Linked DNA regions of Homo sapiens: all the other regions are linked to region 2. Evidence: chromatin contacts called from ENCODE Hi-C or POLR2A ChIA-PET data. All regions are on one chromosome and are shown on one strand. Each heading gives the region's core, a stretch centred on a gene start or an enhancer-like site at or near the end of the contact. The rest is flanking DNA. Distances are from core to core; before and after follow the strand shown. Region 1 holds the start of GKAP1 (G kinase anchoring protein 1). Region 2 holds the start of VPS13A (vacuolar protein sorting 13 homolog A). Region 3 holds the start of SMC5-DT (SMC5 divergent transcript). Region 4 holds the start of UBQLN1 (ubiquilin 1). Region 5 overlaps TRPM3 (transient receptor potential cation channel subfamily M member 3). Region 6 holds the start of HNRNPK (heterogeneous nuclear ribonucleoprotein K). Region 7 holds the start of KLF9-DT (KLF9 divergent transcript).

Region 1 (3,415 bases), core at 576-3,075, 6.6 Mb after region 2:
TTGGGAGGCAGAGGTGGGCAGATCACGAGGTCAGGAGTTCCAGACCAGCCTGGCCAACAAGGCGAAACACCGTCTGTATTAAAAATACAAAAAAAAAAAAAAAAAAAATTAGCCAGGCGCCTGTAATCCCAGCTACTCAGGAGGCTGAGGCAGGAGAGCTGCTTGAACCTGGAAGGCAGAAGGTGCTGTGAGCCGAGATCGCGCCATTACACTCCAGCCTGGGCAACAAGAGCAAAATTCCGCCTCAAGAAAAAAAAAAAATAGGGTTCACAATCAGCAAGTGTGAAGTGCATACTAAAACTCTGCTCCAAACACACTTACTGTAAGTGATGTAAACCCAATGGGTATGCCCCAAACTCCATTTTTTTCTCATAGTTAAGTACTGAGATCCCTCTCCAATCTGCAGCTCCCACTTTCTGCAGGCCAAGAAAGTTAAACAAAAAATACAAGCAGGTACTCAGTGAGGACCTGAGGGATTCTCCCACGAGTAAAATACATCTATTTTCACACAAGGTTCTTTTGGTCAACTTCTGGGTTTTGCTCTTACTCCAGAATTGAAGCTACTATAGTGTTATAAATCTGTTGAGAAAAGAAATCTAGACTTCTATGAAGATTTTTAATATTTTAATTTGCCAAAAAGCTTCTCAAATATTTTTATAGCTACAAGTCACATTTATTAAATGATTCCAGTTACAATCCCAAGCACATTTACTACACAACAGACAATGCTAAATGGTGAAGAAAAGTGTCTCCGGCTTTTTAGTGTAAGACAGACGATCTTTCATTAGTTCTTCTAATGAAAGCACTTGCATCTACTCTGAAAAATCTGGCGAAGGTAAAGAGTGAAAAAGAGGAGGAAGAGAAAAGGCAATCAGCCAATTTGATAAACTATTTTTGTCGTTACTGTTCAATATTTATGAAGCACCTTAATGCTAGAGATCTGACAAAAATTCGGTAAGGCTGTTCCAAACAATAACAGAAAAAAAAATCACTTTTCAATAGCTGGCGGGGGAGGAGGAGGAGCACTATATTCAAAAAGTAATTCACTATACCTCATTCATGAATGAAAGCCAAATTTCACCCATAGGCTGTTAACCGATGCTCCGAAACTTATTCGCAAAGTACATAGAGAAAGAAATTGCGCTGGGCGAAACCTAACTCGGGCAGAGAAGCGGCTTCAAAACCTGAAAGGGAGAAAACGAGTCAGGTCGTTGCTCCAGAAATTTCCGAGCGCCCGGCTCCCCGGGAGGGAGCGCGGGCGCCAGCGGCGGGGAGGGGACGGTGGCACCTGTCACTCGAGCGGCCCCCACGGGGTCTCGGGAGGCTCAGCGGTCGCCGGCCTGGGAGTCGGGTGCGAGTCCCTCCCCGCCGCCCCGAGCCTTGCGCCGAGCGTCGGGCCGCGGCCCTCCCGTGCCCTCTGCCCAGCGGCTCCGGTCAGTGGGGCCCGTCGCCTCAGGCCGAGTCCCCGCCACCCGAGGCCGGGGCGCCGAGGGGAGCGCTGTCGAGCCGCTGCCTACGCCTCCGGGGTGCCGGAGCGGACACCCGCGAGGCGGGCCCGCCTCCGCGTACTCACCGGGCCTCCCGTGCCGCCGGCTCGGCCCTCCTCTCCCTCCTCCCCCCGCCGCCGCCTCTCCCGCGGCTCCCCGGGCGGCCGCACTGGGCGTTGGGACTGGTCTGGGTCAAGTGTCGGCAGAGCTGGGGGCAGGCTCGCGCCGGGCGGGGGTCGCGGTCGGCCCACAGGCTGGGCACTAACGGGTCCCGGGGCGCCGGGGCGGACCGCGGAGGTGAGCGCGGCTGCAGGCTGCGGTGAGGGGCGGGGAGAGCGCGGCTGAGAGCAGGCGGGCGGGCGGAGGGTGGAGGGAAGCCCGGGCGGAGGAGGCGGCGTGAGAGCCTCGGGGCGGGGGCGGGGGCGGGGGCGGGGCCTGGCGCGTCCGCCGAGCGCGGGGGTTTGTTTATTTTCGCGGTTGGTAGCGGCGCTGGCGCTGGTTAGAGGTTCGCCGGTGACGTGAGCGCCCGAGTTGGGGGAGAGGACCAGAACCACCTGCTGGAGAAGGGGAGCTACGGGGGCCGGGCAGGGTCCAAACGCCTCACGTAGGCGGCGGCGCCACGGTCTTCGGGGTCACAGGGAAGAGAAGGGCTCTCCTCAAGCGGGTGGAAGGAGGGAGGCCTCCCGAGGGAGTGAGACTCTAGGCCACTCCCCCGCAGCAAGGCAGGATCACCTGCGACGCGGAGAGCGGTTAGAGGGCCCTGGAGTGGAAAAGGGCAGTGGGACCTGGTAGCTTGGGTTCCCTGCAACTTGGGGTTCGACCTCCAGGCAATGAAGTAGGGATGGTCCTGCAAGTCAAGATTCCAGTAGCAAGAGTGCATCAGATCTCTGTAAGGAAAATAACTAACATTGCTCAGTTCCCTGTAGAGTTGCAGGGCGCTTTAACGTTATCTCCCTTGGTTCTCCATCAGGTCGTAGTGGACTAATTTTACAGGCGAAGTTAAGTGACTTACCCAAAACCTCACAGCTAATAAACGGCAGAGCCGGCACCCAGCTGTACTGGCTTCCAATTCTGTTAGCTTACCAGCGCATCACATTATCTCCATAAATCCCCATGATTCAACTAATATTAGACGCCCCACAGGTAAGATGCTTCAGAGTTAGAGGGGAGTTGAAGATACCTTTGCCTTCAAAGAAGTAAGGAATAAAACAAAGATAAAACAGACAATAAAAGACAAACCATGATAGGTGCCACGTGAAAAGTGGCAGAGTACTGCCGGGAATCAAAGAACCGTGTATATCTGTCTTGGGGATAAGGAAAGAAAGGCAGCATGAAGGAGTAGGCATTTGGGATTGACCTTGAAGGAGACAGGGAGAGTTTTACAGCAAGCAGGGATAGCATGAGAATATATATGAAGGCGAATCAGTGAAAGTTGTGTTGGGGAAAGAGCAAAGACTCCAGGGTATGTTGAGAGGTAGAAAAGACAAAGGAGTATGGGGCCTAAGATACCAAATGGATGAATTTATATTTAATTCAGTATTTTGAGTTTTTATGGTTCAGAAGTTTGGGGGAAGAAAAGGAAGGTTTTTTTTTTTCTTTGTGCTAGTGATTTATCTGTGAGGGGAAGCAGAAATCAGAGGTGGAAAAACGGACAGATCTACTGTAGGCCAGGTAAAAATGATGAGTCTGACCTAAAGGGACAGCTAGGGGAATTTAAAAGAGCATAGTTGAGAGATGATGTGCATGCAGTATCTATAGAATTTGGCAACTGATTGATTAATTGTGGGTAGGAAGAGAGAAATCAAAGAAAGTGGAGGTTTTGAGTTTGTAGATAATTGCAAGAGAGAAAAGAGACAATTACAAAGGAGAGGGAGCTACTTCTTGAGAGATCAGTTTAGATTTGGACATTTTAAGAATTCAAAGGGTTG
Region 2 (3,223 bases), core at 163-2,662:
TGAATTTGCAGCGCTAGATATAACAGCGGAATTTTGCAGCTACTGTGTATCTGGCTTCTTATTAATAGTGCAATGGCAAAATGCCTCATTATGTAGAGCTCTTCCCCTTCCTAGGCATTTTAGCCTCTATTCGTTTCTCCGTGCAGGTATTCTGAAGCAGACTGTTAGCTGAATGAGAGAGAAGCAGGTGGGGTGGTAGCCAATCAGAAGGGCCAAGTTCCAGTTCTTCCACAGAACATTGGTTGTATGACCTTGCACACATCCCTAACACTTCAGCTTCATTATATTTAAGACTAGGAGGTTGGAGACCTCATAAAGGTCCTTCAAATATAAAATTATATGAAAAACATTCATAAACTCAGGTAAAAACTTACAGTTTTTGTCAGGCATTCTACTTGCAAAGGCACACCCTAAACATTTAATTTTGAAAAGTCGGTGACTATGCACAAAAAGTAGTAAAATGACACAGGAATTAATAGAAATCCATCATTATTCATTTAACGTGTAAAGAGAAAACGCTCAATGTACACTTTTTCGGTCCTGCAGATGATTAATTACAGTTCTCTAAACCTCACATTTAGCATCTCTGTGACCTCAGGCCTTTGGGATTACTTCTAAGTAAGACCAAACAGGTCGAAAGATCTGTAATTGTAATTTATTTTAGGTCAGTGGTTCGGTGGAGGCATAGGGGTCAAGGGTCCAGCACTCCCAGTATTTCTTGGAGGGTGTTCAGCAGTTTCCAGACCGGCTGACTCCAACTCTTATCTGCAGGGAAGCGTGTTACTCTTTGGAATGAAAGACAGCTCCGTATAAATGACTTGACCAAAAATGGGTGCTCATCTCAGATGCAGGGCAGGGACTATGTAACTCCATCCTCGACTCGCAGCAGGAAGTTAACTCCTCCTGAGAGCCAGGCGGTCGGAGGACCAGGCGGGGAGGTTACAGGCACCAAGACACCCAGGCTGGCTGGACCCTCCCACCCTGTAATGATGAGGGGAGATGCTCCCTGGGACAGCCCCCTTGAAGCTTCTGGCGACGGGGCTGGGATCCGCCCACCCTTACTCAGGGGCGAGCCCTGTCATACGCGTGGAAGCGGCCACCACCTTCTAGGGGGAGGGGCGTTCCCGTCGGGCGTAACCGCCCCGCCCTGGGGGGCCGCTGGGGACGCTGATCTGCAGGAGGGGGCGGGGTCGGAAAAAATCCGGTAGCTCCAGACCGGTGTCCCGTTGCCAGGCGATGGGGAGGAGGCGGGGCCGACAGGAAAGAGGAGCCGGGCTCGGCGCGAAAAGGGCACCCTCCAGAGCCGCGGCCGCGCAGCCGCCTTTCCTCCCTCTCAGGGCTGCGCGCCCAGGTCTGCGCCGCGCTCCGCCTCCAGCCGCGCGCAGACTTGCGCACGCGTCGTGAGAGCGACCGCCTCCGTCTCTCGCTGGGCTCGCTAGGGCTGCGCGTTGGGCCAGCGGGGGCGCCGCAGCTGAAGCCGCCCCGGAGCCGGTGAACCGAATTACCTCGAGGGAGGGGCGTGGGGAAGGCGGCGGGAGGAGGAGCGCACGGGCCGGCTGCCGTGCCCACCACGGCTGAGGAACATGGTTTTCGAGTCGGTGGTCGTGGACGTGTTGAACCGGTTCTTGGGGGACTATGTGGTGGACTTGGACACGTCCCAGCTCTCTCTGGGCATCTGGAAAGGTAAGGAGGCCGCCGCCGCCGCTCCCCGGCCTCTCGTGCTTCCCGGCCGTCTCGCTGCCCGAGCGGCGTCCTGCGTTCTCGGGGCTTCGAGCACCTTGCTCGCCGGGTGCAGCCACCTGCCGCCGCCCGCCTGTGGGTCAAGTTACGTAAAGCCGGGCGGCAGTTCCCTGGCCTCCGCCCTCGAGTTGTTTATATTTTGGGGGAAAGGAGAGGGTCATGAGTGCGGGATGAAAAGGTCTATATTTTCCGAGCGGAGCGGACTTGCCGTGGGCTCCGTGGGTCTGGCGTTCAAGTCCCGGCGAGGGGCCGTTCTCTACCCCTGGCCCCGCACGGTCCGGCTTTAGCCGCGCGGGGCGAGGAGGCGAGACGACGCCTTCCTGGGCTGGGTCCCATCCCTGTCCTTTGCCCCCCTGGGTTTATGACGAAGGCCCCAGAAATCCCCCGCGTGTTGCATGCTGCCTCGCACGTGAAGGCAGGGCGCTGTGACCGGGGACGCCCGCTTCCTTGCTTCCCCAGCCTCAATTCCTGGCTTCACCCGTGGTGCTTTCTGCTCTCCCCCTTCCGGCCCTAGGACCCGGACGCCGGCTCTCTCTCGCCTGGGTTCGGCGGATAACAAAAAGGAAACTCAAGTGCAAAGTAACTCAAACAGTTGCTTGTGTGGTTGCAGTTAACAGCCTGACCTAGGAATGTGTAACATTTTCAAGACTTTAGGATATGTGGGTCAGAGTGAATTGCCGAATTTTAAAGAAAAACCAGGGCGTGCGGTGCAACGTCTCAGACCTGCAAAAGACCGGGCTGAACAGGGCCCTACGCTGCCTAGGTGGTGAAGGACCGAGCTTTCCTTGTGTCCGTTTAGTGTGGTATTCTGCCTTAGTGAGAGCCTCATTTTTAGTGTTTCCATCTGTTTTTGCATTATGCGCTTGTTTATTTTAAACACCCGCTAGAAATTAGACTCCTTTGTGAAATGAATTTCCCAGGCCAAAGTGAGGGTTAATTTTGTGTGTGAAGTGTGTGTGTTTAAATATATATTTAAAGTAATTTATTCTTGTCTGTGCACACACTTCCAGTCTTCTTCTAAAATACTTACCTTGACTCTTCTCGTTTATGAGATAATGTAAACAGGTAGTTTAGTTTGATTTTAAAGAATGTTACTACCGTGGGGACCTAGTATCATGATGGAGAGTGAGTGGACTACAAAAGCTAGGGATATAGTGATAGCTGCTCAGCCTGTTTGATTAGTACAAGAAACTTGCAGTCTGTTTATGCTGCTTCTTAGTTGCAAAGTGAAAATAAAATTTGTCTCCCATGTACCTCAGAAGGAAGCCTTAAGAATACTTGAGGTGAACTTTGATCTGTAGTGGAGTCTTGCTTCCACATTCAGGGTGGAGGTTTGTCTAGAGTGTGATTAATCAACTTATTTATTTGTTTAAAATTTACATGCAGTAAAATTCACTCTTGTGATACAGTTCTGTCTTGACAAATGCTAAGAGGCATGTATGCACCACCACAATAATGGCACATAAAAGGTTCATCAAGCCTC
Region 3 (3,730 bases), core at 325-2,824, 6.9 Mb before region 2:
AATGGCTTCCCATTGCTTTAAAAATAAAATTCAGGCTTTTCCACGATGGACAAGGTTCTGCTCTGCAACCTTGTTCACTGCTCTGCAGCAACACTGGCCTTCCCACCTCAGAGCTTTTGTCCTTACTGGTATGTTCCAGCAAAATTCTTTTGCCTGGGGTGCTCTTTTCTCAGATCGTCACAGTTTCTTCTCGTCCTTCAGAGTTTATCTTAAACACCACCACCTCTCTAAGAGGCCTTCCGTACCTCCCACCCATCAGGTTCATTTTGTTTTCTTCCTAACACCTGTCACAGTCTGACATTATGCTAATCATTTGTTGTGTCAGCCTTAAGTAGTGAAATTCAGAAAATATCATTAAGTATAGAGTTTATTCTAACGCAAAGCTTGAGGACAGCCACCTGGAAACACCAACTCCAAACAAATAGGGTCAATGTTCCAAAGTGAAGTTAAGGTTTCATTTACACAGGCAGAAACAGAGAAGGTTCAGCAGGAGTACATTTTCAATACAAGAGCAGTGCATAAATTACAGCGATTAGATTAGTTATAGATAGCTACATTCCAAGGAAGATAACTATATTAATTTATGAAGGGGGTAGTGATCTGAGGGGGTCTTACCTCTGTCTCTGTTTGGTCTTCCTGATTATAGGAAAAAACAAGGCAGACATTGCAGCTGTATGCCATGGGACTCAGGCCCCATCGCCACATTCTTCGCAAGGCTCAGAATAATTTAAAGTTCCAACAGCTTTAAGTTTGAATTATTTAATTTCACAGTTGATTCACTTGTTCTTTTCCTGTCTCCCACAATAGAAAATAAGCTCCCAGGGATGCAACCTTGGCAGGCTCCTAAACTGCCACGGCTCCAGTTTCTTGTAGATTAGATATTCACTGTTGGTTAAATGAAAGAAGTTCTAGACAGGCCTCGGTGTGCTGCCTCCTCTTTAACGAGAGGGCTTACTAGATGAATGTGAGCAGACGGAAGCAGAACACCCTCTTAATGAAGGCAGCGCATTCCAGCTCAGGGATTTCTAGAAACCTCGGGGGCGGAAGTTTAACCAGAGAATTAGGAGGCAAGGGGAAGAGTAGCAATGAGGTTAACCTGTGCAGTGTAGTCATTTCACGAGTTTGAGAACGCCTAGCACGATGCCTTAACGGAGCGTCGGGCACAGAGTCATTTGGGAGGATTTCTTTTTCGGATTTTTGAGACAGGAACCTGATTTGAAGCAACAGGGAAGAACACCAAGAGGACGAAGAGCCAACGACGGGCGTGCCCGGGAGCTCTCACCTGGAAGGGGTGGGAGCAAGCAGGGCCTGACGTCCTCCCGCCTTGGCGGCCGTGGACGCCCCAGGTGCCACCCACAGCAGCCTCCCACCACACATGACTGAGGCTCGGGAAGCAATAAAGTGGCTTTCAAAATACTAAACGCAATTGAGATTTTTTCCTGAGTTAAAACAAAAAAAAAAAGGAACTGAATGCCGAAATATACGGAGAAGAAACTCCAGTTGCCACGTCCCCGAACGTCTCCACCCAGTCCTGCCTGCTGTTTCGCCCTCAGTCTGGGCCTCGCACAGCGCGGCGGAGCGCGGGAGGGGCGGGGCGGGCCTGCTGACGTCGCCGGACCTGAACTGCGCAGGCGCGGCGCGAGATCGCGGGAGCGAGCGCGCGGTAACAGTTCGCGGCAGTTCGCGCGGGAGCGGGGCGCCTGGGTGGATGGGCGCTTGGGCGCCTGGGCTGCCGGACGGTGGGAACGGAAGTCGCTGTGGGACGCTGAGGAAGCCAGGATGGCGACTCCGAGCAAGAAGACGTCAACTCCAAGCCCCCAGCCTTCCAAGAGAGCTCTCCCGAGAGACCCTTCGTCGGAGGTCCCGAGCAAGAGGAAGAATTCGGCCCCGCAGCTGCCGCTGTTGCAGTCGTCCGGGCCTTTCGTGGAAGGCTCTATCGTCCGCATCTCGATGGAGAACTTCCTGTAAGTTGCCCGGAGGCCGCGCCGCGGGTGTGGAGGTGTGCTGGCCAGCAGGCCCCGGGGCTCCGGCAGCGCGCGGGCGTGGGCGTGTGGGTGTGTACCTGGCTTGTGGGTCTGGCCTTGAATTCGTGCCGGGGTTCCCTTGAGGATTTTCCTACGTAGGCTGTGGAGATTGACGTGTATGATGTAGGAGATGTGTGCCTTGGGTGATGTGGTTTTTAAATTTAGTCAGCCAAGGTTTTCCAAAGGTGTCATGTAGCAGGTAGTGGTTGTAGGAGGGAGTAGGTCTCTGCCCGCTGGGAGTCGCGATCCATAGCGGCCCTGGTCTGGAATTCACAGAAGTATTGTCCCCGGGAACTTAAGAGGAGGCAACAGTTAATTCGGCGTGATAGTGATGCTGTGGCGGATTCTTAGGGTAGGCATTTGCCAGAGAGGAGTAGATAAGACGGTAAAGGTTGTTCGGGAATGGAGGTTACAGGTACAAAAAAATTAAACACTTACTGGCAATTGTTGGACCTCCCTACAAACCCTTGACCCCACTAAACCCAGTTTTCTTCCCTGGTTCCTCCCTCTCCCCTTCAGACAACTAGTTACCGCTTTAGAATTTAGTAAGTTTTAAATATATCATGTATTTGCCTAGCACCTTCCAGTTCATTTGTTCCAGGTCTTTTTTTTTTTTTTTTTCCTCTTTTTTTTTGAGACGGAGTTGCGCTCCTGTAGCCCACGCTGGATGGAGTGCTGTGCCGCGATCTCGGCCCACTGCAACTTCCGCCTCTCGGTTTCAAGCGATTCTTCTGGGTCAGCCTCCCGAGTAGCTGGGACTACAGGCGCGCGCCACCACGCCCGGCTAGTTTTTGTTTTTGAGACGGAGTGTCATACTGTCGTCCGGGCTGGAAGGTAGTGGCGCAATCTCGGCTCACTGCAACCTCCGCCTCCCAGTTTCAATCAATTCTCCTGCCTCAGCCTCCCGCGTAGCTGGGATTACAGCCAGCCGCCACCACGCCCAGCTATTTTTTTTTGTATTTTAGTAGACTCGCGGTTTCACCGTGTTGACCAGGCTGATCTGGAACTTTTGACCTCAGGTGATCTGCCCGCCTCGGCCTCCCGTAGTGCTGGGATTACAGGCGTGAGCCACCATGTCCGGCCGGAAGTCTTTTTAAAGCTTGCACATAGTGGCATAAGGATAACAGAATTGTAATAACAATACTACCTTTTTTTTTCAAGCACCTATTGTGTGCCAGGTACATAGTGCACTCATTCTTTCTTCATAACAACTCTATCTTGATAATTTCCATTGCTGAAAGAAGCTCAGTAGGTTATTTTGCCCAGTTTTACGCAGCTGTTACATAGTTGCATTGCTATTTGAATCCAGATCAGGAAAGATAAATGTAATCAAATGAGTTAGATACCATAACAACATATATCAGGATCCTTCACAAAGGATGAAGTGGTTAGTTTTGTCTACGAGTATGAGAAAGGGCTTTGTAAAGAAGATATGAAAGTCTTTGGTCTTGCTCTGTTGCCCACGCTGGAGCTCAGTGGCATGATCAGGGCTCCGTGAAGCCTGGACCTCCCCTTCTCAAGTGATCCTCCTACCTCAGCCTTTCAAGTAGCTCGGACTATAGGCGCGTACCATACCTGGCTAATGTTTTAAAATTTTTTTGTAGAGATGGGGTTTCACCATGTTGCCCAGGCTAGTTTCGAACTTCTGGGCTCAAGAAACTCACCTCGGCCTCCCAAAGTGCTGGGATTACAGACATGAGCCACTG
Region 4 (3,551 bases), core at 176-2,675, 6.5 Mb after region 2:
ACATTTCAGGAATTGTTGTTTCCTGTCACCAACTGTTCACGTTGTTTGCGATCTTCAGAGATTAAGTCAGTAATTATGGAAAACACGACGTATTCAACAATACACTAAAATTATTTGTTAAATTCCACCAAGAATCTTAATTAACTGCAAGATTTGTATTCCTGAACCAAGTTTAAGTAATATTCTGCATTCACTCCGATTTTCTTTTATTTGATTGCAACCGCTAATATCAACATCGCTATCGCCCCTCTAAAATCAAACAAAAACCTACCCAATGATTGGCATCTAAGAGATGATAAACATACTAAAAGGGAAAGAGCAAGTCATCAGTGAAAGAAAGTCATTCACTTTTCTCCTTAAACCTAGTACTATCACTATTACTTAAGATGGAGCTAAAAACAGTTTCTACGTCATAATTTTTTTTTAAAGGTTGCAAGGTGGGAAAGATTTCAGGAGTTAAAATGCAGAACTAAATATACACATGCACCTCACCCCAAAACCCACCTTAACAAGCAGGCACGTAAAACAACGAGGATCCCACCCACCCCTTTTTAATTCATGAAACAAAACCGCAGCCTGAGCTAAAGCGAACCCTCGCCCCCGCCCAGCCTCCACCCCGCCCGGAGGCTGGCGGTGGGTCCCTTTCCTTTGTGAGGAGTTGGAGGGGAGGCGACGGAGGGCGGGGAACTGGGGGAGGAGGCTGAGGGTCGGCGGATACCAGAGAAGGAAGGCTCCGAGAAAAGCGGCATCAGCCCGTCCCACAAACAGGCCGCGCCGCCACGCCACAAACCATTGCGGTGTCCCAAGGCGCAAACCCACGAACTTGGGTGTGATCTAATTTGGGACGACGCCCGGGAGAATGGCCGAGGACGACCCCTCTCCCAGGCCCTTCCAAAAGGTCTCCTGGGGCGGCGGGCGGAGGTCCTGCCGCCACCCCCATCCCGGCCCGAGCCCCAGGCGGCCTCACCTGCTGGACGGAGCTATTCTCGGGCACGGCGAATTCCTCCTTTTCCTTCGGGGTCTTCACGGTGACTTTCATGATTTTGGGCTCCGCGGAGGCAGCGGCCGCGGGGGCGCCAGCACCTTCGGCTCCGGCGGCGCTATCCTGGGAGCCCGGAGGACCGCCGCTTTCACCACTCTCGGCCATGGCTGTGGCGGCGGCGGCGGCGGTGACTCAGGCAAGCAGGAGGGAGCAGGCGAGCAAGGAGGAGCCAGCAGACACCAGAGCCGGCAGGCCTGGACAGCGAAGAATGCAGAGCACGCCGCCTCAGTAGCAACGGGCGCAGGGCCACCGTAGCGGGTGTGGGGCCCCGGAGCTCGGTGCAGGCTCTGGCGCAGGCCCGGGTCAGGCGCTCGGCAGCCGCCGTGTGTTCAGGCGCCGCTCGCTCACACCGACATCCGCAGCAGCCACCGCTTCCTCCTCCCTGCCCCTTCCCCCACGTCCCTTCGCCGGCGCCGCGCGGAGCACGCCGGGTAACGCGCCTGGCGGCGTCGCCGAGTCATCCCCGGCTGGCGCGACTTTGAGCTCAGCCTGCGTGCCTTTTCCTTTCCCGCTCCATTGCCCAAAGTGCAGGCGAAGCCAGTGTGAAGGACTAAAAGCAAAATGGGGCGGGGTAGGTCAGTTCATGGTTTTTTTCCACTCCTTTCACCAAAAACTAAATCGCAGTTTCCAGTTAAGCGCTGTAACGGCGCACCGAGATGACGTCACGGTTAGCGAAATTACTAGAAAGGGACCAGTGGGCCCTGCGGCCGCGGCTGCGCCTGCGCGCTTGCTGTCCAGGTAGTCTCCCCACCTTACCTCATGCCCAGCTGGGCCGTGTTCACCCCTCCGCGCTGTCACAATCGCCTTGCCCTCCCTTGCCTCTCTGTCTACTCTGCGTTCCCCGCTGGGAGGAGGGTCTGGTGATAAAATAGCGGCGAGGTATTTTGTTATTTTAATATGCTTAGCGTTTGATATTTGGAGGGGTCGTATTGCCCTATGCGGGGGAGTTGGGGTAAGTTAATGGTGGAAAGGCCTCAGCACAACGAACAGAAAATGGAGTGAACGCCCGTGACTGCCCTGCGCAATCCTGCGGAGTCATTGCTTCATGGCCAGAGCTTATTTACCGCCCTCGGGTTAGCCCGGTTTGGTCAGACGATCAGTCAGGCAACCTGTATTGACAGTGGCCTCTGCTGCTACGATGACAGCTGTGCGCGAGCGCCCCCAGATTATCTGTGTGTAGGGCGGAACAGGGTGCCCGAGGAGTGTCCACCCAAATGGGACAATTTAATATAGTTGAGGTGTTCGCCTTATATTCTATCAAATTAAGTTACTGGTCAATTTCAGGCTTTAAGTGGCATTAAGGATAGTTCCAAAATTATTTTCAGTGTAATACAGAGAGAAATTATCTCTGAGAATCCTAATTTGAAATGACGTCATTGGCTTTTAAAGATGACTTGCAAGGAATGTACAAACCAGCCCATTATTAATCAATGTTGCACAATTTAAATCCTGACAGCCCACTATGACCCAAATCCGCAAAGATACATTCTGCCTTTCTGCTCCTAAGCCGTCCAACCCTGTTCTGAGAATAAATACTGTTACATAAACACGACTTTTTAGCAGAGCTCTATGGAATCTGGGTCTAAGAGAATCCTGAGGGTATCGATTTCAGTATAGACATCATTTGATATCACCTAAATTTCTGGCAGCATGGCTCAATAACAAGGCCTTCTGCTTAATGAAGGATGACTACTTGGTTATGTCCAGGTGTGAGATGATCACTGCTTCTAAAGCTAGAAAGTGCCACAACTGGACAACCAATCATTTGGAATTTCTTCCATATGTCTAAATAAAATTTCTCCTCAACTTCATTAGCTCCTCATTACCTGTTTTTCCCTGTCATGCTGTGTCTTACCTGCATGCTTTGCCTAGGCTGCCTTCCTCTACCTAGAATGACTTTCCCCTTGCCTTCACCTGTCTAACTTCTACTCATCCTGTATCACATGCCCCAGGAAGACTTCACTCCCTACCATTTAGAGATATGGTTTTTCCCTTGATTCTCCAACAAATACCGTGTGTGTGTGTGTGTGTGTGTGTGTGTGTGTGTCTGTCTCCCTGCATTTATGGACTTTGCAATTATCTGTGTCTACATTATTGTCTAAAAATGTTTGATGTGTGTGACACTATAAGGTAATAAGATTTACCTGTAAGAAGATACCATATAGTTATCCATTGTTATGGCACTTTTTAGATATAATCCTGACCTGCATGAGAATCGGAGGTGGGGGCACTATGGTGTAAATCAGAGATTAGTGAACTTTCTGGGAGGGCTAGATAGTAAATATTTGGTTGGTGCCAAAAAAAAAAATTTGCAAAAACCGCAATTATTTATGCATCAACCTAATATTTTAGGCTTTGTGAGCCACAGGATCTCGGTCTAAAACACTAAGCTATGCCCTTGTATCACAGAGTAATCATAGACAATACATACATGAATAATCATAGCTATGTTTACTAAAAACTCTACTTGCAAAACAAAAACAGACATAGGATCTGATTTGGCCTACAG
Region 5 (3,328 bases), core at 687-3,186, 6.6 Mb before region 2:
AGCAAAGGTCGCTGAAAACCAGGCAAGCCCAACTTTCTAGAGTCAAAAGCACCATCTACTAGCATCCCCTTTTACTTCTTTTGTGGCTTAAGTTTTTTCTCTTCACCTAACCCAAACACTAGGTAAGATGCTAACTGATAATGATATGGCGCAAAGGCAGCCACTGGAAATTGGTGGGAGGCCTTGGTTTCTCCATCCATGAACAAAGGGAGTTGGGTTATTGATATTCTCTACAGTGCAACAGACACACAGCTTGGGAAGTCCAAGATGGCTTTAGGACACACAAGCAGGGCATTAAATGGCACTGAACTAGATAGTAAGGGATGACACTGTCAAGCTTCTTTCCATCTTCCTGACGCCATCAGAGAGAAAGTGTTAGTTTAAGCATACTATTCTTTTAACACTTCCTTAATGTTTGCTAAATTCCCTTTTTTAGGAAAGACTGAGCTCAAGCATCTGGTAGAATTTCACAACAATGTAGCGTTTTTCATTCTGTTTATTTTGTGGTTATCCTCTATTTATGTCAAATGATACTGATTTTCAACTTGTGACCCTAAATCTTTAAAAATAAATTAAGTTTCTAAAAAATGAGCCAATTTAACAAAAAATATTTAAGAGTAGAACAAAGGTTATAAACTAGTGAATGGGGGTATGTGGTTGACTGAAGTTTGGGAAATGCTGGATTAGATTATCTCTAAACTCCATCTATTCCTGATATTTTGTCACTCCACGATTCCAGGAAAAGGAGCAAAAGACTTGAATTTGCCCCAAACTGAATCATCTATCCCAGGAGCCAACTGTAGGCCACTTGTAGAACCTTAATCTTTTTATTCCTGGTAGAAAAGCAAACTAGCTCCCACTGCATTAAATGGAATTCAGCCCCTACCTGGGGAAAAAAAGGGACCAATGATATAGCCTCCAACTCTTCAGGGCCATCTTGGCTTCTGGTCTATCTGCTATGTGCACACAGTTTCAGCTTTGAGCTATTCAGAACCCACTATTAAGCTCAATGTCTCATTTTTTAATCCAGTAAATTAGCAGGATGTCGCAAATCTAGGTATGTTGTGTGTGTGTTGGGCAGGGGGGAGGTATGGGGGGAAGAGCGTCCTGGGGGAGAAGTGGGGAGAATTCAATTCCCTGTTACTTGGTTCCATGTTCTTCCTATCCTATATATCTAGCTTTACCTGGAAACAAAAATTATTTATTTGAAGAGGGCTTCAAAATTCTAACCTTAGTATTTCATTATTTTGCATCAGGAATTAATATCAGAAATATTTTATGCAAATCTTGCCTTGGAAGAATATATATCTAAACTAGCCTATTGTACACGCCAGTGGGTTTGCTGTCATGATTAGGAGATCGATTGCATTAACAGCCCCAATTTCTCTCCCCTCCCTGGATCCACACTGCTTTGTCATGTGATGTTAGAGTTTCTATCACTAAACAGGTGGGATCTCTTTCTTCACCTCTTGATTCTGAGTTTGGCCATGTGGTTTGCTTTGGTGAATGGAATGTTAGCAAATGTGACCCACACAGAACCTTGGAAAAGCCCTTAATGTTTCTGTTTCCACTTTTTGGCTTCCGCCATTACCATAAGAGACATGCATGAGCTAGCCTGTTGGAGAATGAAACACAGGGAACCTTTGCTTCTAGGTGCTTGTTTTCTGAGCTGAGGCTGTTCTGGAGGAGGTGATAGCCCGCTGACCTCCTGGCAGGTGATTGAGCCCAGCCCAGACCAGAAGAACCATGCAGCCAACTCTCAGTCTTCTGAGCTCAATACGTGCTTATGGCGTTAAGTTCTGAATTCTAGGGTGGTTTTTCCTGTATCATTTTTGTGTTGATAGATACCTGATAAACAAGCTAAATTTCCCTTGCCCTGCTCACAGCTGGAAGAGGTAGCCCTACGTCCTTCAGGCTGACAAAGTCCTTTCCTCATTTCTTCACTTCTCCTTTCACCCAATTCAGGCTACAGATGATTGGAGCAGATTCCACCATTGACCAAGAAGGAGTGAGTTCATTGAATGGCCAGTGACTAATCAGACTCTTTGTGTTTAGAAATAAAACAGAAGTGCAGAGACTTAAGTTAGATGATGGCATGTACTTAAAGAACATATAGAGCCTGACCTCACTGGGTCATGTAAAGCAAGCCATATGAGAGAGGGATGGTGGAGGAAGGGAGAAAGGAAATGGGAGAGAGAGCAAGAGAGAAAGAGAGAAATGATTGATTGATTATTGATTGAGGCAGGAGAGAAGTATAGAGAAAAGCAGATGAGTGTGGTCATGTCTTCTGATTCTGACTTTACAAAACCACTTCTGGTTTTGTTCCCAGTCAGCTCACGCATGTCGTGCTCTGCTTCCTGTCTTTGAATGCCTCTGTGGTTTTCTCTTAGGCACTTACAGTCAGTCTTTATTGAACCTACTCTGTGTAGTTTTGTTTTCTTACAATCAACATTTTTCTCTGGTTGAGAACATAGTCGCTAAGACTTCAGAAGGAATCAGTTTCCTTGCCTAGTAGTTTCATCAGAGAAGGGAGGGGCTGTGAGAAGGGAGAGGGAAGCTCTGGGAAGGGTTAGAAGAATGGAAATAATTGTGTTTAACTCAGTTTTACTCAGGGCTTGCCTCATCATCATCATTACACCTTCCTTTTGATATTTGCATATACGAAATAGGATTAGATAAGTTCTTTCCTTCTTCAAACCAAAACAACAGAAAAATTTCAGAGAAAACATAAAATAAGTTACTCTTTCAGATTTTTGTGTTGCTGTCCACCTACCTATAATTCATCACAACTCCCTGACACGCAACAATACACCTTTCTGAGCAATGAGGGCAGGAGGAGGCACCCCTTCCCCTGTAGGTGAAGGGAGCTGGAGTCCATTCTCATTGCCTTTACTGTGGAAGGTTTTCCCTGTGAGTCCACACTACCTCAGCCTACAGGCCACACACTAAGGAATATGCTTGTTGTTTCTGTTTAAAATGGAATTGTATTACTTTTCAGAAGCCCATGCATATTTAGGGTATTAGAGTATTCAAAGAGGGAAGAGCCAGGGCCCTCTTCAAGAGGGGCCTTCTTAGGAAAAGAACCAGCAACCTCATATCAGGGCTCTCTGTGCCTGGAAGGATCAGTCCAGTGAGCCAGACTGCATGTCTATGTGTAAATGCACATCAGGGGACATGAGGCTACACCACCTCCAAAGAAATAATCTATGGCTCTTGTCGACTCCCATTGCATTGTGCCTGAGGGGTTATATGATATCTACAGAAATGATCAATGTGGCTCCTAATATTCAGGAATGCGTATATAAGCAAATAAGTTCCTGCTGACATT
Region 6 (3,751 bases), core at 623-3,122, 6.8 Mb after region 2:
AAAAAAAAAGACATTGCTTCTAGAACGTACCAGTTATTATATATCCTTGCAGAGCAGAACTGAAGCGTTCTGGGTCGGACCAACAACTGACACCCCAGTGCTGCAGTAGCCTATAAGAACCAACACAAATCAGTTTTGCTTTTGTTTATTCTTATTACTGAATATTTGTTTCCGATCACAGTGAATACTGATTTGAACCCAAAAAACCAGCTGTTTCTAAAACTTGATTCTTCATTTTAGGGTTTCACAATTCAAATGACTGCCTAAAAAATACAAAATTCAAGGGAGCCTGGTTTCATTTTTTGCTAAGTTAGAACAATAACTTTTAGCCACTGGATTAAGTCCCACCACAGCAATGAATTGTTTTATACGGCACATTCCCAAAACCCTGAAAAGATAAATGTCATCCACAAAGCATACATTTATGAAAAGTTACAATGCATCTTATTCACTGGGAAAACTAATTTTATATTAAAACTTCCAATTGCTTTCCTATTTCTTTCGACTCATGCTTGAAGCGATCTTATGTGACATCTCTAAAGTTTACAAATACAACGGCAATTGCGAACACATCCAACAACCAGAACAATCTACCGGAGGGATAAATCCAAAAATCTAATATAGGACCAGACCCAAACTACCACAATACCAGTCTATTATTAATCAGCGAAACAAATGGAGCCCTTGAAAACTAACAGTCACTAGCGGATTATTTTAAATTAGGCTTAAGGGAGTACAACACAACAATCATGCCTGTAACACGAAAACTAAAGTGTCTACGTGCCAAAACGGTCGATAGGACTACAAACAGCCTTTTTAAGCTTCCCTCTTGTCGGGACTAGGAGTTGACAAGCGGCCTCTACTAGAAGGTTGGCTAGACAGCAAAGAGCCAACAAGCGAGGCACATTTATGCCTCCCATTCTCCCATACCGTTGGTCGACTTATTGCTCTCCTAACGACAACTGAAACGACATCCTTCCGGCCCAGCACGCAATTTCTGAGGTGTGGTGGGAGAAGAGTTGGATAAGAAAGTTTAAGCAAAAACAGCAGGGCTTATCTGTAAGAATAACGTTGCCGCTTGCCGTTCACCCTTCGGGTCCTGCAGTCACTAGTCCCCAGGCCTCAAAAATCCGCTAAGTATGTGCTCCACTGGCCGAGCGCCAACGCGCCCTCCCCTCCCCGCCTCCCGGCACCGAGATCAAAAACAGCCGGGTAACAGGACGGGAAAAAGCGAAAGTCGACAGCAGAAGCACCGCACCTCTCCTCACCCGGATCCGACAGGAAATGGCGGCCCGCGTAATGGCGACTACGTGCTACTAGGCGGAGCCGAGCGCCGACCCCCTCCCCCACCCACCACGCGGTCCCGAGGTCTCATCCCCCGCATCCTCCCCCCACTGCCCGAGACAAAGCCATCGAGGCAGCCCTGACCGTTCCATCCCCGCCGCTCCAGCTCCGACCCCGGGCCGGGAGACCCAAGGTGAGGCGGGGCTCACACAAAGAGAGCGGCGGCGCGACCTTCTCCCCGCACCGGCCTCCTTTCCTCCACGAGGTCCCTAGTTCCCAGTGCCACATAGCTCCAGCTCATCCTAGAGGCACATGCCTCACGAATCCCCAAGTCTCTAGGACCACAACGCGGACTGCGGATACACGCTCAGGGAAATGGCGGAGGTGGGGGAGGGGACACCGGGCAACGTTCCCACTCGGAGAAGCGGCCAAACACCAAAGCGGCTCCCAGGACGCCTCCCTCAAGCGGAAAAACTGGGCTCCGACCCTCACCTCCACGAGCCGCTCCCCCAACCCGGCTCCTCACCGCGCGAGACTGCCGTCCCTCCGCTGCCGCGCCGCCTCAGCCGGTCGGAGCTAGACAGAAAACGAGCGCAGGCTCCCCTCCCCCGCCTTCTCGCGTCCTCCCCGCCGTCGCGCCCTATTGGCTGCCAGGGCTTCAGCGATGGTGCGAGGGCGAAGCGATTGGCCCGAGGCCACGTCAATCAAGGCGACGGAGGAGGCGACAACCCCGCCTCCCGCCAGCGCCTCCCTTCGGGCTGGGAGGCCACTAAGGGCTCGAGAAAACCCGGGCTTGGGAAAAGTAAACGCAGCCTTTCAGGGAGCCCCAACCCTTACCCGAATCAGCAATACCCAAGCTCCAATAACTCCAATTACCTATAGGCCGCGAACAAGTGGGACACAGGCAAGACGTCGAGGTCGGTGCAGCAGAGAAACAGAGGATAATGGCGTCTGCAGTGCTGTCGCCTGGAGCGCCCTCCTCCTTTCTCGTTCGCGCACTCACTAGCTGGGGGGAGGGGCGGCTAGGGGGCGAACCTCTCGCGAGATCTAACAACTGCCTAGTTCACGCGCACAGGGAGGGGGCGGGGAAGGGGCGTTTTCCAGCCCCGAAGGAGTCCTTTGGGGTTGGAGGAGGGGCGCGAGCGCGCGGCAAATCGGGCGGGAAGAGGTAAAAAAGGAACTGGGAGCGCGCCGCGGCGGTTCCTGTCCTTACAGTTGCGCTGCCCAGGGACCGATGTTGCGCGAGGAAAATGCGGGACGCCCAGGTCGGTGCTCGGCCCAGACTTATGCCCGTGTTTTCACAGCCCACACTCGTGCCCGAAGCCCCTTACCCCGCCCCGGGCTGTGGTCTGTGGGCTGTGGGACGAGCTGCGGCGCGGTAAGTGCGGGCCGTCTGCGTCCGCTGGGCCGGGCCCACGCTTCGGAAACCCGTTGTTTGTAATGGTCCGGGGCGCCCGTCAGTCAAGGCCGGGCCCGGGGGCGCAGCTGGCGGTTCTCGGCCTGCCTTGCGCCGGGGCGGGAGCCGGGGAAACGCGGGGCGAGCCTGGGAGTACTGGAGAACTTCTCGCCGAGAGGGCACAGGCGGTTTCACAGGGCTCTCGGTTCTGAGACTTTCCTCTTGGGTAATGGGACCTGAGATGGAAGTATTTTGTAGTGTCGTCGCTGTAGTTTATTCCGATAAAATTTTTAGGCAATATGTATTGCCCTTGTCTCCTAAAATGAATGCGTATCGCTGAATACGTTGCAGACCTCCACGTTCCATTCAAAGCGCCTGCCTTGTGGCAGTGATGAAAACAGACAAAAACCCTTGCCCTCAAACGTGCTCCTGTTCTAGCGGGTTCAGCGCACACTTGCATTGTATTCGGTTCCTTACTTTTAAGGCTCCTGTGCCAAGCTTTCATGACTTCCTTTGTTAAGGCACATAAGGTCACTTTCAATCGGTGACAGCCCTGGGAAATCTCCAGCCCTGGTAGTACCCGCTTTCCACATCCTTACTCGTCAACCTTCCAGCCTCCGCCCACAATCCCAAACTCATTTTGAAGCATAAAGGTGTCATAATCTGCACATAAAGCGAAATCCACCATTGGCCGAATACATGCATATATTTTAGTGTTGATGAATTTGTGCTGATTCATTCCTGTTATAATGTTTCCTTCTTGGGTAATTTGCAAAACATATATACCAGCATTCTTTTAAATGGCCATGATTGCATCCACCCAGCATCTTTTACTTGACTGATTAGAGGAAAACTCTTGTTAGGGCGCACTGAGGATTTCATGACAAACACCAGTATTTACATTCTGGGAGGATACGTTAACACATGCTGTTAGAACATAATGTCCGGGATTGTGGAATTTATAAAAGTTCTCTTTAAGTGATAATATAATTTTTTAAATGGTCCCCACCATGAAGAGTGTATAGTCTTGTTGGGTAGGTAAAACTTAACTCGCATTTCAGTTCTAAAACA
Region 7 (3,504 bases), core at 152-2,651, 6.8 Mb before region 2:
GCCCAGGAACGCTGCCTGGCCAAAGGTTAACTAACCCCAGAGCTCCGGGGGAGAGGGCGACGCCGCTAACCTGTATGCACTCTGTAATGGGCTTTGAGATGGGAGGATTTTCCATAGACTTTCCCACAGCCACTGTAGGGGCACTTGTGCCTCTTTTCGGAGGCGTGTTTCCCCTTCGCAGCCACTCCAGGATGGAGGAGGGAGAGCGGGCTGGGCGCGCTGCCAGGATCCTGTCTCTCCTCCGGGCTGTGGGAAGGACTCGACCCAGATTCGGTGGTCACGTCGCTGTCGGATCCCATATCCTCATCTGGACTTTCCAGACTGTCGCTGCACACGGAGGGGGTCTGGATGGGTCGGTACTTGTTCAGGTCCAACAAGCTCTTGGCGATGGTGACCAGTGTGCAGTAATCCTTCCAGGTGTCCCCCGGGTCACCGTGCTCCTTGGTCACCTCGCGCTCAGGTAGTCGCAGCCGCTCGGCGTCCGGAGCGACCCCATGCTCCGGCACCGCAGCGCGGTTCGAAATGGAAACCAGACACTGGGCAGCCACGAAGTCCATGTAGGCGGCCGCGGACATGGTGCGGGCGACGGCAGCCCAGGCGGCGCGGACAAACTTGGCGGTGGCTGCGGAGGTTCGGCTCGCCCTGCCCTGGCCTCGGACGACGAGCGCGGCGCGGCGCGGCACGGCGCGGCGGCCAAGGGGGCGGGGGCGCGGGGCGCTTCCGACTCGCAGGAGCGCCGAGGCGACCTCAGCCCCTCATCTTTACGTAACCGGCAGCGCCTCCGCACGCAGCATCCACGGCCCCGGGCTCCGCCGCGCCGCCGCCTCTAGCCGCCGCCCCTGCCCCGCGCCGGCCGCGATCCCCCGACGGGCGCGCCGGCCCCTCTGAGCCGGCTCCCTTGGAAAGATGCCACACGTGGCGGTCGCAAGTTTATTCGACTGAAAACGCCCCCGAGGCGCTGGGAGAGGAAACTGCAAGAGAGGTGCACGCCCTCGGCCGCCTCGCCGTCGAGCCAAAGCCCCAGGACATTCACCCGATCACCCCGACGCGGGTGGCGAGGGTCCCGCCGAGCGCCAGGTCTAAGAGACACTTTTTCCCGAGTCCACTGACGGCTTCTGAACCCCTGCTCCGGCCGGTCCGCACCGTTCCGGCATTCTCTTGCTCAGTAACAATTTCGCAGAATCCCATCACGTCACAAACCAAACCCCCTCCAATTGGCCAGTGGGGAGGGTGATTCAACTCTGTTTACTTTCTCCCCCTGCCAGTCAGAACGGCCTTCGGTGGAGAGGTGCGTCTAGAACTGAGGCGTGCGGCCAATCCGACTGTTCCGTTTCGCTGCCTCGTGCTACCCCTACAGCCTCGAACACTGACATTTAAAAGGGTAACAGCTGGGAGGCAGGGAAGGGGCAGCCGCACACTTTCGGAGTGCCTCGCGGTCCCGTGGCCGGTCCGGGCCTCCTGGCTCACGTTCCAGCTTGCGGAGCTTTGGGACACATCTTTCCTAGTCAGTTGCGCTCGTTCCTATGGCAAAAGAGAACTTCAGCTTCGGTTTTCCAGCTCCCAAACAGTTAAGTGACTTCCTGCAAACGCTACAGTCCCAGCAACCAGCCTTCCAATCAAAAGTAAGTTGGTTGATGTCACTGGCATTGGCTCGGCCAATCACAAGGGCGTTCCGAAAGCAAGCGCTCGACACTTGTAAACGCGAAGAGCTGTAGTGAAACTGGACACATCTTTGTATTTTGTGTTGCTGGTAGTAAATTTGAGTTATGGATGAGAGGACAGGGGTGATGAATAAATGCAGTGTGAATCTATAATTAAAAAAACCCCATTATGTCAGGATAAGTCCAAGAATAAACACAAATGAGTAAGAATTCGTTTTGTTATATATTTTTTGGATGCAGCATACTTTGGGGCAGATGTTTAAAAATTCTTCCATCCAATACATTAACTATGACCAATTCATCTTAAAAATGCAGTGCTAACAAAAGTTCTGGTTTTACAGCATAGCCTTTTTACTGCCTGAGATTCTTCCATTGAAACATCCCATCTTTGCTTGTCATATCTCTTAATTCCTCTACTTCTCTGGTGCAATTTAGTCTAAATAAATTCTTTTAGCTTTATTTGGAGGCTATTTTTAACCCACTTTCAGAAAAACGGAGACAAAAACCATTCATTTGTGTAACTTTTATAAAAAACCCACCATTCTTAGCTCTTTTTCTTTCCAGAGCCCCTGCATGGTTTTTAGGACATGTTTCTCTTCCCTCACTTCACAAATGTGGAAACTGAGTTACAGAGAAGTGACTTATTTATCTTATTAGACAGATAATGATAGAACTCAATAGAAACCACAAGTCTCCTGATTTCTAGCTCTTTGTGCTTGCAACTAAGCCCTTTTGGTTTTGTGAAATATTAACTGTGCAGAACAGATTTTTAGGGACTGGAACAAGCTGGAAATCCTTAGCCATGGAATACTGTGGCATTACTTGGTCAACAATTAGTATGGGTCTTGGAGTCTGATTAACTTGGTTTACCCCTCCGTCTGAATTAACGATGTGGTTGTTTTCCATCTTGATAGCTAGAAAAGAATCTAGGGCTAGTTCTTTTTGCAAGAGGCATACTGTCAGCACAATTCATTAAAAATAATTCACTTTCGTGAATGTGAGAGGTACCTGATTCTATGTGATGCAGATTCGGTGAGTTCCAACCCTGACCCCCCACTGGCTATTAACCTTTGTTAAGAGAAAGTTACACCAGGTTCTGGTCTCCGAGGCAAGGGTCTCAAATTGACTCTACCAATGTGAGATCTACAGTAGTTTCTTTTGACTTTGTTTTTAAAGTGGTACATCAAAAATAATAATAATAAAAAAAAAGTTAGCCAGGCGTGGTGGCTCGCACCTGTAGTCCCAGCTACTCAGGAGGCTGAGGCTGAAGGACTGCGTCAGCCTAGGTCAAGGCTGCAGTGAGCCCTGATTACACCACTGTACTACTCCAGCCTGGGCAACAGAGCAAGGCCCTGTTTTTTTTGTTTTTTTTTAAATCATAACTAAGGGTGGCTCAGGTAAGTAAGAGTATAATAGATTTTAATTAAAAAATAACAAACCTGACAAGACCAGTTCAATAAAAGTGTACAGCTTAAAAAAATAAAGAAAACAACAACAAAAATATTAAAGTGGTACAGGGAAGATATTGCAGTAGGTGACTGCAGGTGGAAGAAAGGTGTAGATAGGGGATACTGGGCAACCAAGAATATCATCACCATCAGCATCATTATCACCGACCCCTTTCATGGAGGGCTTACTCTGTGTCAGGCCCTGTACCAAGCACCCTGCATGCATCCCTGTAAGGTAGGTATACAGTGTATAAAAAACTCCAAGCCATCTTGGAGTTCTTGCATTTTTAGAACTTAATCTCTTAATTTTAGAAAAGAATTCACTGAAGCCCAGGGGAGTTTGCCTACTTCATGATTTTTCTGGGACAAATTTTGTCCCCTAGGATACACGATCA

What was found. A loop is a pair of places that touch in the nucleus more often than their neighbours do. ChIA-PET counts read pairs that join two places held with the same protein, here RNA polymerase II (POLR2A). Pooled maps may share reads with other maps.
Region 1: a map of CD4-positive, alpha-beta T cell shows a loop between it and region 2 (9-fold over the local background). The contact joins the promoter of GKAP1 here to the promoter of VPS13A in region 2. A Hi-C loop is called at or near these places in 2 of 168 maps with a recorded cell type or tissue (CD4-positive, alpha-beta T cell and naive thymus-derived CD4-positive, alpha-beta T cell) and 4 of 50 pooled maps.
Region 3: a loop to region 2 is called in a map of CD8-positive, alpha-beta T cell, with 16 times the contacts of the local background. The contact joins the promoter of SMC5-DT here to the promoter of VPS13A in region 2. A Hi-C loop is called at or near these places in 3 of 168 maps with a recorded cell type or tissue (CD8-positive, alpha-beta T cell and naive thymus-derived CD4-positive, alpha-beta T cell) and 10 of 50 pooled maps.
Region 4: a loop to region 2 is called in a map of naive thymus-derived CD4-positive, alpha-beta T cell, with 27 times the contacts of the local background. The contact joins the promoter of UBQLN1 here to the promoter of VPS13A in region 2. A Hi-C loop is called at or near these places in 1 of 168 maps with a recorded cell type or tissue (naive thymus-derived CD4-positive, alpha-beta T cell), 1 of 37 single-sample maps with no recorded cell type and 10 of 50 pooled maps.
Region 5: a loop to region 2 is called in a map of CD8-positive, alpha-beta T cell, with 15 times the contacts of the local background. The contact joins the enhancer-like site here to the promoter of VPS13A in region 2. A Hi-C loop is called at or near these places in 1 of 168 maps with a recorded cell type or tissue (CD8-positive, alpha-beta T cell) and 6 of 50 pooled maps. POLR2A ChIA-PET finds 5 or more read pairs at or near these places in 1 of 52 experiments (naive thymus-derived CD8-positive, alpha-beta T cell).
Region 6: a map of CD8-positive, alpha-beta T cell shows a loop between it and region 2 (18-fold over the local background). The contact joins the promoter of HNRNPK here to the promoter of VPS13A in region 2. A Hi-C loop is called at or near these places in 1 of 168 maps with a recorded cell type or tissue (CD8-positive, alpha-beta T cell) and 7 of 50 pooled maps. POLR2A ChIA-PET finds 5 or more read pairs at or near these places in 1 of 52 experiments (CD4-positive, alpha-beta T cell).
Region 7: a map of B cell shows a loop between it and region 2 (24-fold over the local background). The contact joins the promoter of KLF9-DT here to the promoter of VPS13A in region 2. A Hi-C loop is called at or near these places in 1 of 168 maps with a recorded cell type or tissue (B cell), 4 of 37 single-sample maps with no recorded cell type and 10 of 50 pooled maps. POLR2A ChIA-PET finds 5 or more read pairs at or near these places in 1 of 52 experiments (OCI-LY7).

The regions. Positions count from the first base shown.
Region 1 is chr9:83,815,944-83,819,358 of GRCh38, forward strand. GKAP1 (G kinase anchoring protein 1) reads right to left here and starts at 1,826. Exons shown (of 13, transcript NM_025211.4): 1 at 1,574-1,826; 2 at 1,053-1,184. LOC101927552 (a long non-coding RNA gene) reads left to right here and starts at 1,723. Exons shown (of 6, transcript XR_001746793.2): 1 at 1,723-1,784; 2 at 2,458-3,415. RefSeq lists a silencer at 1,201-2,020.
Region 2 is chr9:77,176,122-77,179,344 of GRCh38, forward strand. VPS13A (vacuolar protein sorting 13 homolog A) reads left to right here and starts at 1,413. Exons shown (of 72, transcript NM_033305.3): 1 at 1,413-1,683. The coding sequence starts at 1,584. It overlaps VPS13A-AS1 (VPS13A antisense RNA 1), which reads right to left and starts at 1,796. Exons shown (of 2, transcript NR_026668.2): 1 at 1,506-1,796; 2 at 635-785. RefSeq lists silencers at 1,041-1,370, 1,132-1,426, 2,409-2,578 and an enhancer at 1,132-1,426.
Region 3 is chr9:70,257,300-70,261,029 of GRCh38, forward strand. SMC5-DT (SMC5 divergent transcript) reads right to left here and starts at 1,575. Exons shown (of 4, transcript NR_039990.1): 1 at 1,097-1,575; 2 at 616-636. It overlaps SMC5 (structural maintenance of chromosomes 5), which reads left to right and starts at 1,679. Exons shown (of 25, transcript NM_015110.4): 1 at 1,679-1,964. The coding sequence starts at 1,780. RefSeq lists enhancers at 1,246-1,435, 1,766-1,965 and a silencer at 1,506-1,725.
Region 4 is chr9:83,706,533-83,710,083 of GRCh38, forward strand. UBQLN1 (ubiquilin 1) reads right to left here and starts at 1,426. Exons shown (of 11, transcript NM_013438.5): 1 at 968-1,426. The coding sequence starts at 1,147. UBQLN1-AS1 (UBQLN1 antisense RNA 1) reads left to right here and starts at 1,303. Exons shown (of 2, transcript NR_135839.1): 1 at 1,303-1,780. RefSeq lists enhancers at 449-1,339, 1,107-1,176, 1,340-2,228.
Region 5 is chr9:70,561,540-70,564,867 of GRCh38, forward strand. All of the region lies in intron 22 of TRPM3 (transient receptor potential cation channel subfamily M member 3), which reads right to left. Among named protein-coding and RNA genes, the nearest start is that of KLF9, 150 kb to the left of the region's middle. Within about 2 kb of position 1,937, at least 7 of the 41 ENCODE cell types and tissues checked have a DNase peak (open chromatin) inside an H3K27ac peak, as active enhancers do; they include CD8-positive, alpha-beta T cell, where a contact is called at or near this core.
Region 6 is chr9:83,978,343-83,982,093 of GRCh38, forward strand. It overlaps HNRNPK (heterogeneous nuclear ribonucleoprotein K), which reads right to left and starts at 1,873. Exons shown (of 17, transcript NM_031263.4): 1 at 1,811-1,873; 2 at 31-110. It overlaps RMI1 (RecQ mediated genome instability 1), which reads left to right and starts at 2,463. Exons shown (of 3, transcript NM_001358291.2): 1 at 2,463-2,549. RefSeq lists enhancers at 1,147-1,306, 2,127-2,176, 2,136-2,643, 2,217-2,276, 2,407-2,476 and 2 more and silencers at 1,847-1,986, 2,797-2,876.
Region 7 is chr9:70,412,789-70,416,292 of GRCh38, forward strand. It overlaps KLF9-DT (KLF9 divergent transcript), which reads left to right and starts at 1,402. Exons shown (of 4, transcript XR_001746710.3): 1 at 1,402-1,622. It overlaps KLF9 (KLF transcription factor 9), which reads right to left and starts at 1,869. Exons shown (of 2, transcript NM_001206.4): 1 at 71-1,869. The coding sequence starts at 575. It overlaps LOC124900273 (a long non-coding RNA gene), which reads right to left and starts at 18. Exons shown (of 2, transcript XR_007061576.1): 1 at 1-18. RefSeq lists enhancers at 1-11, 350-1,203, 1,032-1,111, 1,452-1,581, a silencer at 562-741 and a promoter at 918-1,720.